2 separate regions of the Homo sapiens genome follow, and region 1 is linked to region 2. A link is a contact called in ENCODE Hi-C or POLR2A ChIA-PET data. All regions are on one chromosome and are shown on one strand. The core of a region is the stretch at or near the end of the contact, and the rest is flanking DNA. Distances in the headings are between cores, read along the strand shown. Region 1 overlaps SSPN (sarcospan). Region 2 holds the start of SSPN-AS1 (SSPN antisense RNA 1).

The links. Hi-C counts contacts between places; a loop is a spot of excess contacts on that map. ChIA-PET counts read pairs that join two places held with the same protein, here RNA polymerase II (POLR2A). Pooled maps may share reads with other maps.
Region 1: a loop to region 2 is called in a map of dorsolateral prefrontal cortex, with 2.3 times the contacts of the local background. The contact joins the enhancer-like site here to the promoter of SSPN-AS1 in region 2. A Hi-C loop is called at or near these places in 4 of 168 maps with a recorded cell type or tissue (PC-9, cardiac septum, dorsolateral prefrontal cortex and 1 more) and 4 of 50 pooled maps. POLR2A ChIA-PET finds 5 or more read pairs at or near these places in 5 of 52 experiments (A549, PC-9, Panc1 and 2 more).

The regions. Positions count from the first base shown.
Region 1 is chr12:26,221,945-26,228,221 of GRCh38, forward strand. It overlaps SSPN (sarcospan), which reads left to right. Exons shown (of 3, transcript NM_005086.5): 2 at 2,349-2,435. All of the region lies in intron 1 of SSPN-AS1 (SSPN antisense RNA 1), which reads right to left. Among named protein-coding and RNA genes, the nearest start is that of SSPN, 30 kb to the left of the region's middle. RefSeq lists an enhancer at 4,304-4,939. Within about 2 kb of position 4,752, at least 14 of the 41 ENCODE cell types and tissues checked have a DNase peak (open chromatin) inside an H3K27ac peak, as active enhancers do; they include dorsolateral prefrontal cortex, where a contact is called at or near this core.
Region 2 is chr12:26,268,886-26,275,091 of GRCh38, forward strand. SSPN-AS1 (SSPN antisense RNA 1) reads right to left here and starts at 2,942. Exons shown (of 4, transcript NR_187469.1): 1 at 2,778-2,942. The region is part of intron 1 of LOC105369705 (a long non-coding RNA gene); the gene reads left to right. LOC105369704 (a long non-coding RNA gene) reads right to left here. Exons shown (of 2, transcript NR_188068.1): 2 at 4,444-4,607. RefSeq lists enhancers at 3,084-3,303, 5,843-6,206.

The DNA of each region.
Region 1 (6,277 bases), core at 3,502-6,001, 45 kb before region 2:
TTCTTATCAAACTTATCCTTCAATTTAGTATTTTTTACAAATGAGCTTTACAAAAAAGCTTCATCCTGACTTGAAAATGCCATGTTAGGGGCTACATGAATAACTTCAGTATCTTTACTTTTGTATGTGCCAGTCTTCTGCTGAAAAGCTGCCTCCCTGGGTCCTATCTGTTTTCTTTTCTCTCCAGATCTCTCCAGTCCATGCCATGCTCACATGTTTTAATGCTGTGTCTCTCCACTGCAAATATTCCATCCTGCTATTAAACCAGGCAGCCATTTCCATTCAATGATGGAAAACCCTGGAAACAGTCTATAGTAAGAGAAGGCTTGGCTTTTGACTTCATGGTCCAGTAGAAATCTGAACAACCTACAACTTGGCAGTGGATGAGGGCATAGGCAGCTTATTGATTATGTAACCGAAGGGAGAAGAGGATAGAAGTTTTACCTGAAAATGCCATGTTGCCTTTGCAAACAGTTTCTCCACCCTAACAGGGTTTGAAGCTGGCCCTGGGGTAGGAAATATGGTTTGAATCTGGCCTATGGTTTGAAGCTGGCCCTGGGGTAGGAACTATGAATATGTGCAAACCAGTTGTTTAATGACTTGCTAGGTGACTCTCAGCTGCTCTTTCAACTTCTGTCTCTAGGATAATTGTGCTTATCAGGAAATGCAATTCTGTTGCTTATGTTTTCTATTTTGAAAGTGTGGAACTTTATCAATGTTTTAAGCTTTCCAAAATTGAATGTGAATAGATATACTTTGATTAGAAACTCTAAATCCTAGTTCTAAAAAGTCTAGTTCATGAAAAATAAAATGCGGTTTAAATAACAGGTTGAGTATATTTTGCCTCAAAGCTGCTGTTTCTCTGGCCAGCCTTCTTTCAGCAGGCATGTCCACCGTCTTTTTGTCACTGATACACCAAAGCTTGGAGGTCACTTCTGGTTTCTCCCTCTCCAGGTCCTCCCATCAGTTATGCAATAGCCAAGATGTATAGATTCAGCTTTTACTATGCCTGTCCTCCCCATCTCTTTCTCTGAATTTGCATGCTACTATCTGAGCTCTGGTTCACCTGATATATTGATCTTGCTCAGATTAGCAAAATAATACCCTGATGTTCTCACTGCCAACCCACCCAACATCACTGCTAATTTTCCTGAAATGTGTCTCTCAAATCATGTCATTCCCTGCTCAGAAATTTTCAAGGGAGTACCGCTACTTACTAAATCCATCCCGTATCCCCAGATATTCATCCTACCCTTTTTGCTCTATATGTTTTTTGTTTTTTTGAGATGGAGTTTCGCTCTTGTTACCCAGACTGGAGTGCAATGGCACAATCTCAGCTCACTGCAACCTCTGCCTCCCAGATTCAAGCGATTCTCCTGCCTCAGCCTCCCGAGTACCTGGGATTACAGGTGTGCACCACCACGCCTGGCTAATTTTTGTATTTTCAGTAAAGACGGGTTTCACCATGTTGGCCAGGCTGGTCTCAAACTCCTGACCTCAGGTGATCCACCCGCCTCGGCCTCCCGAAGTGTTGGGATGACAGGCATGAGGCACCGCACCCGCTTATATGTCATTGTTTTAAACTATGGGTGTGCATTTGCTGTTCTTTCAGCACATTCTTTGTGCAGCCCTTCCTCTGTGCTATTGCTTATGGTGCTGCTTTATCCCAAGCTACCTGATTTGAATCCGGGTTCCAAAGAAAAGGCTTTGTGCCTTTTCTTTCTTACTTACAATATGAGAATCATAATATCACCTACCTTATAGGATTTTGTAGCAATTATAGGAGGGAATACAATATAAAACAATTACAGGAGGAATACAATATAAAGCCCTTAGAAGAGCTCTAGCATGTAGTAAATATTCAGCTAATGTTAGTAATCATGTTTCATTTCTTTCAAGGACCATTTCAAATCCGTGTCGTAATGGAAGCCTTTTATATCGCCCAACTCAATGTAATTTCTTCCTCTTTTTGTACTTCTTTGAATAATATTTAACATGAAATGTCCTGCCTTAGAATTTGGTGTGCATTCATTTTGGCTTTCACCGGATTGTAAACTGATGAACACTGAGTAAACTTTATTCATCGTCATATACTCTGAAGGATCTTGTATAGCACCTGGCATATCAAAAGAACTTAGTAAATGCTGGCTAAGTGGAAATCAATTGATTTTTACTAATTTTAAAGTGGTTTTCCACCAGTTGAAAGAAAAACACAGTACATAAAGATAAGTAAAAGAAACGGACAGCTTTATAACATGGATGTGACTGCAGGAAGATACTGAGACTGATGTCATTTGAACGCACAACGTACCCTGATAACATCCTTTCTTCTGTGTTCTCCCTTGCAGGTCTGCTTAGTGGCCTATCTTGGCTTGTTTATGCTTTGTGTCTCATATCAGGTTGACGAACGGACATGTATTCAATTTTCTATGAAAGTAAGTTGTGATTGTTCTTTCTCTTTTATCATCACATAGAAAGAAATCCAAGTACAAAATAAAGGAGTGCCTTCTTAAGGGGTTGCATATCTGATTAGTCTAGAAATTGCATTTTTAGGCAGGCCAAAAAATGTTTTAAGAGGGCATTGATCCAGACCTCAAAGGTAATGCTGATTTTTTTTTTAAGTCTTAATTTCCATGAACTGGGTTGGCCTGGAGGATATGAAGTCTGTCCTTCAGTGCCCTTAAAAGGAATATTGAAAATTCATCAGTTCAACAAAACACTTGGCCAGAAAAAAGGTATCTCTTTCAGTGCCCACTTCCATATCTCGGGGGTTATTTGGGATATTTTAATAATGAAGCAGTCTAAGTGTATTTCCTCTTGTAGGTGGGATCACTGAGACAGAAAAAGTACATTGGGCGCATCCAAATGCTCTGTGCCAAGACTCTCAGGGCAAAGTGGGGGACGGGTGATGGGATATGCGTGGTTTGGCAAGCGTGTGTGTCTTTCATTTGTGTGTATCTTTTTTCTGTTAGGGACAGTGCATTTGGCTGGAGCCAATTCAAGTACACAGCATTTTCACTGCACAACAGAATCTACTCCAAAGGGAAGCAAAGACACTACCTTTCAGAGTATAAGGACATAGACATAGAACTTAGCAATCAGAGCTAGTAGAAAGCAAATTCCTTCATTTTCTCTCAACTACTATAGCAAATAATACAAAGCTATCTTTAATCTTTTTTTTTTTAATTTGGTCCACTAACATTGTTTTTTCTTCTACAAGAAAACATATAAAAACTGGATTTTTTTGTTCACTACAATGAGAAAACATCAGACATAAAAGTAAGTGAATGACATTATTTGAAAGTTACTAAGGTGAAAAAAATAAGGTGTGTTGGAAGATTCCAGTATAATTGAAGCTGTTGACATAAAAAAGCAAAGGGATGATATCTTTTAAAATCATGCTATAAAAAGTAATTAATAGATACAAACATTTACATTATAATAACTAATTTTAAAAAGCTGGTTACACAAAATGTATGATATTATCCTACAGAAAAAATAAAAGCTCTTAATGAGCATAGAAAATACAATTATCTATGAGTGGTGGGATTATATTTGCATTTTGCAGTTTTTCTCTAATTTTGAAATGTTCTCCAATAGTTATAACTTTTCTAAGTAAACAGTTAATAGATACTACTTTTTTAAATGATGAAGTTAGAATTTTGGTGGATATGCCTTCATTTGGAAATTATACTTTTCTGTCTGAGGACTTTCCTTGAAAGAAGGCCAGATAGAGTAGACATCAGTCTATGTTTACTATTTGTTTGGAGAGGTTTGACTAAACAGCAAGGCTTGGTGATTAAAAAAAAAAAAAAAAAAAAAGCCAGAAAGCTTAGTAAGAAATGGCCTGTTAAATTACAAGAACTTCATCCAGTAGCTGAAGAACACCCCAAACTAGGTTTTTATTAGTTTATGTGAAATACCCTCATTTTCCCCCCAGATGATCCCAGAAAACAGCAGAGTCAAAAGCATCAGCTTAAGAGAGACCCCAATGCCATCTCAGCATCTGCACCTTAGTTAAAATAGGGAGTAAGAGAAAAAAAATAGAAAAAAAAAAAAGTCACTGCCAATGTCAGCCAGGTTGAGGATTCCCCACTAGGAAGATCTCATTAGCTACCTCTTTTTTTCCACCCGTGACAGGCATTGGCAAATACTGAGGCACTTTCCTCTTCTCCTGAACGTGACCTTTCTTGATGCTTGCTGCTAGCTCTCTAAGGTTGCATGCTACATTATCTTCAGGTTGAAAGTGAGCTTCAGCCCATCTCCAGATTTTCCAATGACACAACAGGGGACAGCTGACTTCCCTTATGCTTCTCACACTACTGGGGGGGCGAAGGCATAACATGCATCTTCATAGGGCGTTTCTCATCAGCATAGCCGCATTTTGGTGCCCCCATCTCGGGACCCTGGCCTAAGCTTTGTTAGAGGATTTATTTCCTCCTGTTGAATGCCCAGATAGCCAGGACAAGCAAACGGGCCATGATGACAGTCTCATTGTAGTCCACACGTGCACACACACGCACCCTCCCTTTCGCTTAGAGAAAATAGCCACGGGCTCTTTTTTTTTTCTCAAGCTGGGACAGCCCTCTGGGGGTTCGGGGATTGGGGGTAGGGTCCCTTCGCAGGCCCTCGATGCCACCAGCGCGTTCCTTTTTCCTCCCTGGGCTTTGCCTCTCTGCCTCTGGGCTTGGCTGGGCATCGGCTGCAGGTCGCGCTTCCTGCCTTTCCTAGTGGCCTGACTTTCTCAGGGCTCCCCTGGAGGTTCGGAAACGTGTCGGGGGCATGTGCCTGCGGAAACATTCCAGGGCACGTTCCCTCCTGCCCACATCCAGGAGGCCCCTGGGCTGCTTGCGGCAGCCTCCTCCCGAGCAGTGCGCTGCAGAAGGGCCCTTCCCGTTCAGGCCACCGGGGAAGGTAATTAAATTGGAGCAGAAACACCCTCCTCCCGAGGTCACCGAACGTGAAAGCTGCAGGCCGGGTACCAATTAAAGGCAGCGAGCGAGCGGAGACGCGCCCGGGCGCTGCTGTTACATAAGCGCCCGGGGCCACCGCGCCTCCGCCCGCTGCGCAGCGCCGGGCTGATGGGCTGACACCCGCAAGACAGATGCCTCCCGCGCCGGGCTTTTATCAAGATATATTTGCTCGGATTCTCAAGGTCATCGTAAACACTCTTCCTTATAGTGTATTCGTGCCATGTAGGTAAAACAAGCCACTTGATTTTAAATTACAGATTCTAACCCAGAAGCTTGTTGCTGTCAGATGAGTTAAAAGCCATGAAGGAAAAATGCCACAGCGCTGCAGATAAAGCCTGCAGGCTTTAGGGGGGATCGAGTATATATTTATGTCTTAAAATGGATAAGAAACTTGATTCCGTGGCTTTCTCTAGTTTACTTGGCCTGATGCTTTCCGGAGTGGGAGAAGCCGAGTCACTAAAGTGTGAGATAGATACGCACGATATAAATTTATTCATACTCAGAGAAGCTAAGGGGCATGGTTTTTCTTTATGTTCTCTTTGGGTTCTAGCATAAACGGTTTAATTAAAATTGAGCAACCACTGTGTTTGTGTAAATGTTTACATCCTTCCTACAAGCCAAGAATGCATTGTTACTCCCACATGACAAAATAAGACAAAAGCAGTCGAATTAATATCCTCAGTCCTCAGAACTGGCAGCTCTTTCCATCCCTACTAATTTGCTTATTATTTCACAAATACTTAAATAGGCTCCTGTATACCAGACGCTGTTCTAAGTTCTTTACAGACATCAACTCTTTTGATCCTTGTAATTATCCTGTGAAGTAGGTGCTATTATGATCATCATGCCAAGTTTACAGATGAAGAAGTACAGGTGCACAGGGATTGATGAATTTGCCCAGGGACCATGGCTAGTGAGGGGAGAACCTGACTCCCTGGTTCACGCTGTTAATCATCAGCCAGTACTGCTGCGCACTTGTTAAATGGTCTTGGGCACATCTTTTAATCTCTGAGCCAAAAAGTCATCTTTTAAAAATAGACAAAATTCCCATTTTCAGCAAATGGATTTTTGTGACTATCATGAATGAGTAAAATCTTTTTCAACTATTTGAATTATTTGCAGATTGAGAATGAGGGATTATTGTCATTGCTTCAAGATATTGCCCAACAAATGTTACAGAAAATTGCTATCTAAGGAGCTTGGTGCGGTGGCTCATGCCTGTAATCTCAGCACTTTGGGAGGCTGAGTCAGGAGGATCACTTGAGGTCAGGAGTTCAAGACCAGCCTGGGCAAAATGGTGAAAC
Region 2 (6,206 bases), core at 1,692-4,191:
ACCTCCAAGTGTTCAGCAACCAGGAAGCTCTGTGAACCCCAACCCTTTGAGTTTTTCTGGAGGCCTCATTACATAAGCATGATTGATCGTTGATCATTAATGATTAACTCAATCTCCCACCCCTTTTCCCTCCCCAGAGGTTGAGAGGTGGGGCTGAAAGTTGCAATCCTCTAATCACAAGGTTGGTTTCCCTGGCAACCAGCCTCCCATCCTTCAGGGCTTTCCAAAAGTCATCTCATTATTAAACTCAGGTGTGTTTGAAAGGAGCTTGTTATGAATAACAAAATATCTTTATTGCTATTATCAAGATTCCTGGCCAGAAACCAGATATGAAGATCAAAATATATATTTCCTATTACATCATAATATTACAATACACAACCCAAAGACCCACATACCACTAAAACAGGGAAATAAAAGAAGAGTTGGAAAGTGGGGAATGTACAGGCTATGTTTTTAATTATCTCCTTGGTAATATAAACACGTCAGAGACTGCTGTATATTTTGCTCATCTCTAGCTGGCCTAAGACTCTGGGAATCCTTAGCCAGTAGATGAGGAGGACATCTTTGTTTTACCATAATATTGTAAAAGTTCCAGAAGGGTGGGGACCATGTGTCTAACTGAACTCAGTAAAGCTGCTTAATAACTCATTAAATGAAAGGATAATAATAAAAAAAAATGTGTGCCTGTCCTCAGCAGTTGGGTTTCAAAGGACTGCAGCCACAAGGTCCATCTCACATGGCTTGGCCCCGGGAAGTGAGTGGGTGTGCTGGCGGCTGCACTTGAAGCTGGTTTTAATGATACCCTCCAACAACTGCATCCTTTGCTGATACAGCTGTTTCAATCTTGCAGCTGTTGTGCTCTTGCTTATATGTCACTGTTTAAAATGAGGATAGCAGGAAAAACTCTTGGGGCCACATATAGAACCCCCATGGGCAGAGTCCTCAAACTGGGATGTTCCGGAAGCAAGAGAGCCAAGGCTCTGTGTTATGCAGAAAGCCTGGGCTTCTGTGACCTCTGTGTATCAATCAGCCCAGATTCTAGACACTCTGTCCTGGATAGGGCCCCAGGATAGGCCCACTGGGCAAAGCACGAGCCGATAACTCAAACTGTTATCCGTGAACCTGACCAGGCGGGAGGGAGTCAGTGTGTGTAGTTTATAGGCCACAGCCATGAGGCCATATGTCTTTTACAGCCAGCTGGAGTGTCAGGCTGATCCCATGCTTGTCACCTGGCCCTTTTCTTCCCTGGCAAGTGACTGCTGATTCCTCTTGTAGGCCCTCCAGAATCTGGGACTATCAGTGCAGGTTGCAGGTTATGCTGTGCAAGGGTTTTTAGTTTCTTTATTTAGCCATGGAATCTCATCTCCCAACAAACTCTCAGGCCAAAGCCGGATATATAAAAACAGTTAGTTCTGGAAGTATTTGGCATGAAGTGGTAGTAGATGAACCAAAGCTGGCTATCTCTGCCACACCAAAATTCACTACACACACACACACACACACACACACACTCACAGACACTCATTGAGTTACCTCTATAGAATTCTTAGGACTCTAAGCAGAGGCAGTTAGAAAACCCCTGATAGTGCCATTTTTTTCATTTTTATAGATGAGAAAGCAACTCTAGGTCTTTCCTGCCTAATGTAGAAGCTACTAGTCCCAGGTAGCCACTGAGCATTTGAATGGCTAGTCTGAACCGGGGTGTGCTGTGGTTGTAAAACACATGCAGGATTTCAAAGACTTGGTACCAAAAAAAAAAGAATGTAAAAAATCTCATTAATACATTTTTTATTGAGGGCATGCTGAAGTAATAATAGTTTGGATAGATCAGGTCCAATAAAAAATACTATTAAAAGTAATCCCATTTGTTTTGTTTTACTTTTTAAAATATGACTATAAGAAAATTCAGAATTACGCAGTGGCGTACATTCATGACTTTCTAAATTATAATTGTATTGAACAGCAATGGTTTCTATTGTTTTGCTAAATGCCTTTTCAAGGCTATCTGGATCATTGGAGACAGGTCAGAACTCCTAACTAAGTGCTCTCTCCTTTCCACCATCCCCACATGATTCATTTACATGGAGAGGTAATTGACAGATAGAAGCTTACATTAACATCCTTGGGGAGTTTCCTTTAATTTAATGGGATAAGAGGAAAGAACTTGCAGACAAAGGTAAAGGTGGGGTAGGATTAGGCCCATGGATGATCTTCCTAATGACTTTTGTTATCTAGAGCATTGACTTAGAAGCACCAACTTAGAAACAAGAAGGGCTGAGTCTAGAGCCTTTGACAATTACTCTCTCTCCTTGCGTAAGTCACTAGACTTCCTGGGTCTCATTTTTCTTATCTGTAAAGTGAGGAGATAAGTTCACAGCACCCAAAGTCGTCTTCAGCTCTGGAATTCCATGACTCACCATTTTTGTCTTCACCCATATTCTTCAGTGCTAGCAAATACTTTTTGATATAGTGTTCCTGCATTTATTTCTTTTAACTTCTTGATCACCCTCTTCTCCTAAAACCCAACTTCAGCTAAGATAAGTAGGATTGGGAAGGGAAGATTATTTCGAAGACAACTGCAAGTCACTCCTCTTTACTCTTGACCCCAACAGCAGTGAAAGATGAGCTGTGTGCTCTTACCTCTAGCTCAGTAAAGGAGGACCAGGAGGAGGAAGACGGCAAGGAGGGAATGAAGGGGGAGGAAGCAGAGAGATGGGGAAAGAAGAGGAAAAAGATGAAGAAATAAGAAGAAAATGGGTTTTAGCAATGCATACCTGAAGGGATGATGAGCCTGGACTCTCTGGACTCCTAGATTATGAACTCCTGCAGTGGACCATGTCCTATTTTTTGGAGGCGTTGGGGGGAATTGTCTTACGCAGCACCCAAGCACACTGCTATGCAATGGACCACAGATAGGAAGCAAGCACTGCATTTGGCTCACTGAGTTTGTAGCCCCTGCCTTTTATAGCCAGCAAGTTGATAATAATTGTGAGAGTGAAGGCAGATGAAACACACAGTACTCAGAGTGAGATGTCAAACAACAAATTTACTGAGCTTTTTACCTTCCTTCTGAGCCCCTATGAAGCAGAAAACACCCAGACATTGTTTTAAGTTAGGGAGTTTCCAGCTTTGCAAGTGAACTCCCTGGCGGAGGGCCAGGCCTGCCGTCAGCTCGTGGGAGCGAGCAGCATTCTCGGGGTTGTGTTGGAAGTTCCAAGCGTATGATGCATTTATGGCAGGATGGAGCTGGTACCTATAGGTTTAGGGTTTAATTTTTGTTCTAGAACGTACTTCCTCTCTGAATTGCCGCATGTGCTGAGACGCTGGTTGTGCTGTTTCCTTCTGAAGCCCTCTCTGTTTTAAGTGTTGCCTCGAAAGGAATGATGAGGCGAGAAGCTTGTCTCAGGCCCCAACCACACCTGGCAGCCCTGAGGGGAGAGCAGTGTGAGGGGACATGGCTCTGTGGCCCACAGTAACCCATTGTCTTCCCTTCACGTGGGCTTCGCAGAGGGCAGAAGGGACTGGCACTGCTTTGAAAGGCAGTGTGAACTCAACCTCTCCCGCCCACACCAGGGACACCAACCTTTGGGGTTAGCTTAGCCAGCAACCAAAGAACATTTAATTAAAACATACTTTTTAGAAAGGAAGAAAAGAGGCCAACACAAAATAGCTATTTAAAATGCCAGATTTCTGGAAAATCAGAAGAGAGTAAAGCTGGAGCAAATTCTCCGGTGGTGGTGGTCAGGGGGTTGCAGTCAGGACTCCTTCAGGGCCATTATCCTGCTGCTTCTGGTGTCCAGTACCTGCCTCTCAGAAGACAGAACACAAAACCAAGCTCTACCAAAGCCAATAACCAAGTATCAAATACTGTGAATCAGGGTTCCTTTTGGAAGTGTCCACTGAGGCCCTCTCAGCCAGAACACAAAATTCATTTCCCTTAATATCCTGCAGGCATATGGATAAACTGCTCCTTTGGCAGTTTCTTAACTGAATGGGGGCTGATGGAGCCCAGCCAGGCTCCAGGTAAATGAGACTGTAAAGTGGGGCTCAAAGAAAATGTCCTCTGGGTTGCGCATGCTCTGTTGACACAGGGCTGGTTAAAATGTCCTGGAGTGGGAGGTCCAGGTCCAGGTCACTTCCTTACTAGTGCCTCAGGGAGACTCTCCCTTCTCACCAGGGCTTATGGTCCTTTGTATTTTTCTCACAGAACTGAGGATCCCAGCCCTCCCATCTCCATCCATGCTCAGGGATTGTAGTGGGGGAAGAAGGACCTCCCTTTCTGCGTGTCCCCTCACTTGTCTTCTGAGAGCTACCTGTAAAAGAGACAGGCTTTGAGCTACAAACAAAAGCCAAGCACTCCAAATCTAGGGAATTGCAGGGTCACCTTGTACATTACTCAACTTGGACTGCCGTAACAAAGTATTAATACAATAGACTGGGTGGCTTAAACAGCAGAAATTTATTTTCTCATGGTTCTAGATGTTAGAAGTCCAAGATCAAGGTGCTGGCAGAGTTGGTTTCTTTTGAAGCCTCTCTCCTCTGCTTGCAGATGGTTGTCTCTTCCCTTTATCTTCGCAGGGTCTTCCTTCTATGGTATCTTCTCTCTTTATAAGGACACCAATCGCCTTGGATTAGGGACCACCTTATGACCTCATTTTAACTCAATTACCCCTTCAAAGGCTCCGTCTTCAAATACATTTTGTAGTACTGTAACTCAAATGTGTAGTGCTGTAACTCAAATCTCTTCAAATATATTTTGTAGTACTGTACTCAACATGTGAGTTTTGGGAAGACACAATTCAGCCCATACACCATGTCTGTGACTTTCAAGAAGGCTGGGAACCATAGCAACACACCACATTTAAATCATCCAATAATGCCATTCCATTTCCTCTTCTTCCCCAAATGCCCCAGTTTTATTGGCCTTTCTGAGCTCCTTAGGCCAGTTTTCTCCAGGATTTCAGTTCTCTGTGGTGCTGAGGACATTCCCTGGAACATTTCCCTTGGGGACAGCAGCATTGCCAAGGTGGAGGCCAATGTGCTCCCTCACCCGCGACTCCTCCCTTGCTGGCCGTTCCCAGCTCAGCCAAAGCAGAAAGTGAGGCCCAGTTAGAGGGTTGTGGTCTTGCCCGAGGAGCCAGGGCTAGCAGACCTCCCAGTCCCCCAGGGGCAACGTTCAAAAAGATAGCCTTCTCCTCATCAGCTTGTACGTCCTGTTGTGTTTACAAGCAGGCCTTCTCTGCATGAAACAGGTTCCAGATAAGGATGTTCAGAATTTGTTTGGCTTCCCACCACTCCTGAAAAGTAATTGCCTGGTAGTGCAGGCTGGGAAAGAAGACAGGATTACTGAGCCCAGAGATGATCTCTTTTAACCCCTCTGTTTTTTTTTTTCAGATCAATTTAAAGTTACTTTTCCTACCCCTGAACCAGATCAACAACCATCCCCTTTACTCTGGGCTTTGCAATTCAACTCTATTTTCTATGATTGCAGTGCTGAGCTTATTAAACAAAAGCAGCTCTTGTGAATCCTCTCCCTAAGATGATCGTTCCTGGGTGGTCCTTCTTGGGTGGGTCCCTGGGCACAGAAACCCCAGGCCACGTTTCCTCCTCTGCTCAGCACGCTGGGCAGATTCTGCCTCCCGCAGCTCAGCTCTGGCTCATCAGGAGATAAGATCAGAGACACTACGGAAGGGCCAGGTTTTAACAAGGCAGAAAATACAAGCTATTCCAAACATGAGGCCTACTGTGCAAAAAACAAACCCCCTGGCTTTGGGGGCCCTCTCCTGGAGAGGGTTTCTCTGCTCATAAAGATTGGTATCAAGGGGTGAGGAGGGAGTCATGCCATCCCAGCAGGACCTCCAGTTGAGGGCTTCACTTTCAATTACCCAAGAGCAGCTGTAGACTGCTGCTTATGTAATGGGCTCTGCGCCTCCTTCTCGGGAGGAGGATGTGGAACCGTTTTGTGTTTGCTGAATAATGAGTCATGGTCAGAGTTAGGGAGCAGAAACAGTGACTCTCTCCCCTGCATTGCTTCATCCGGAACTTCTAGTAAAGAATGATAAGCCCTGAGTCAGTGCCCAGTGGGGCCTGCCCTGGAAGGGGAAGCACCACAGGAGGCTCTGAAATGCAGGCCCCACAGAGCCCACGCACCAGGCTGAAGGAGACTCTGGGGGCATTTGAAGCCCAGATGGGCTGCTTGCAAG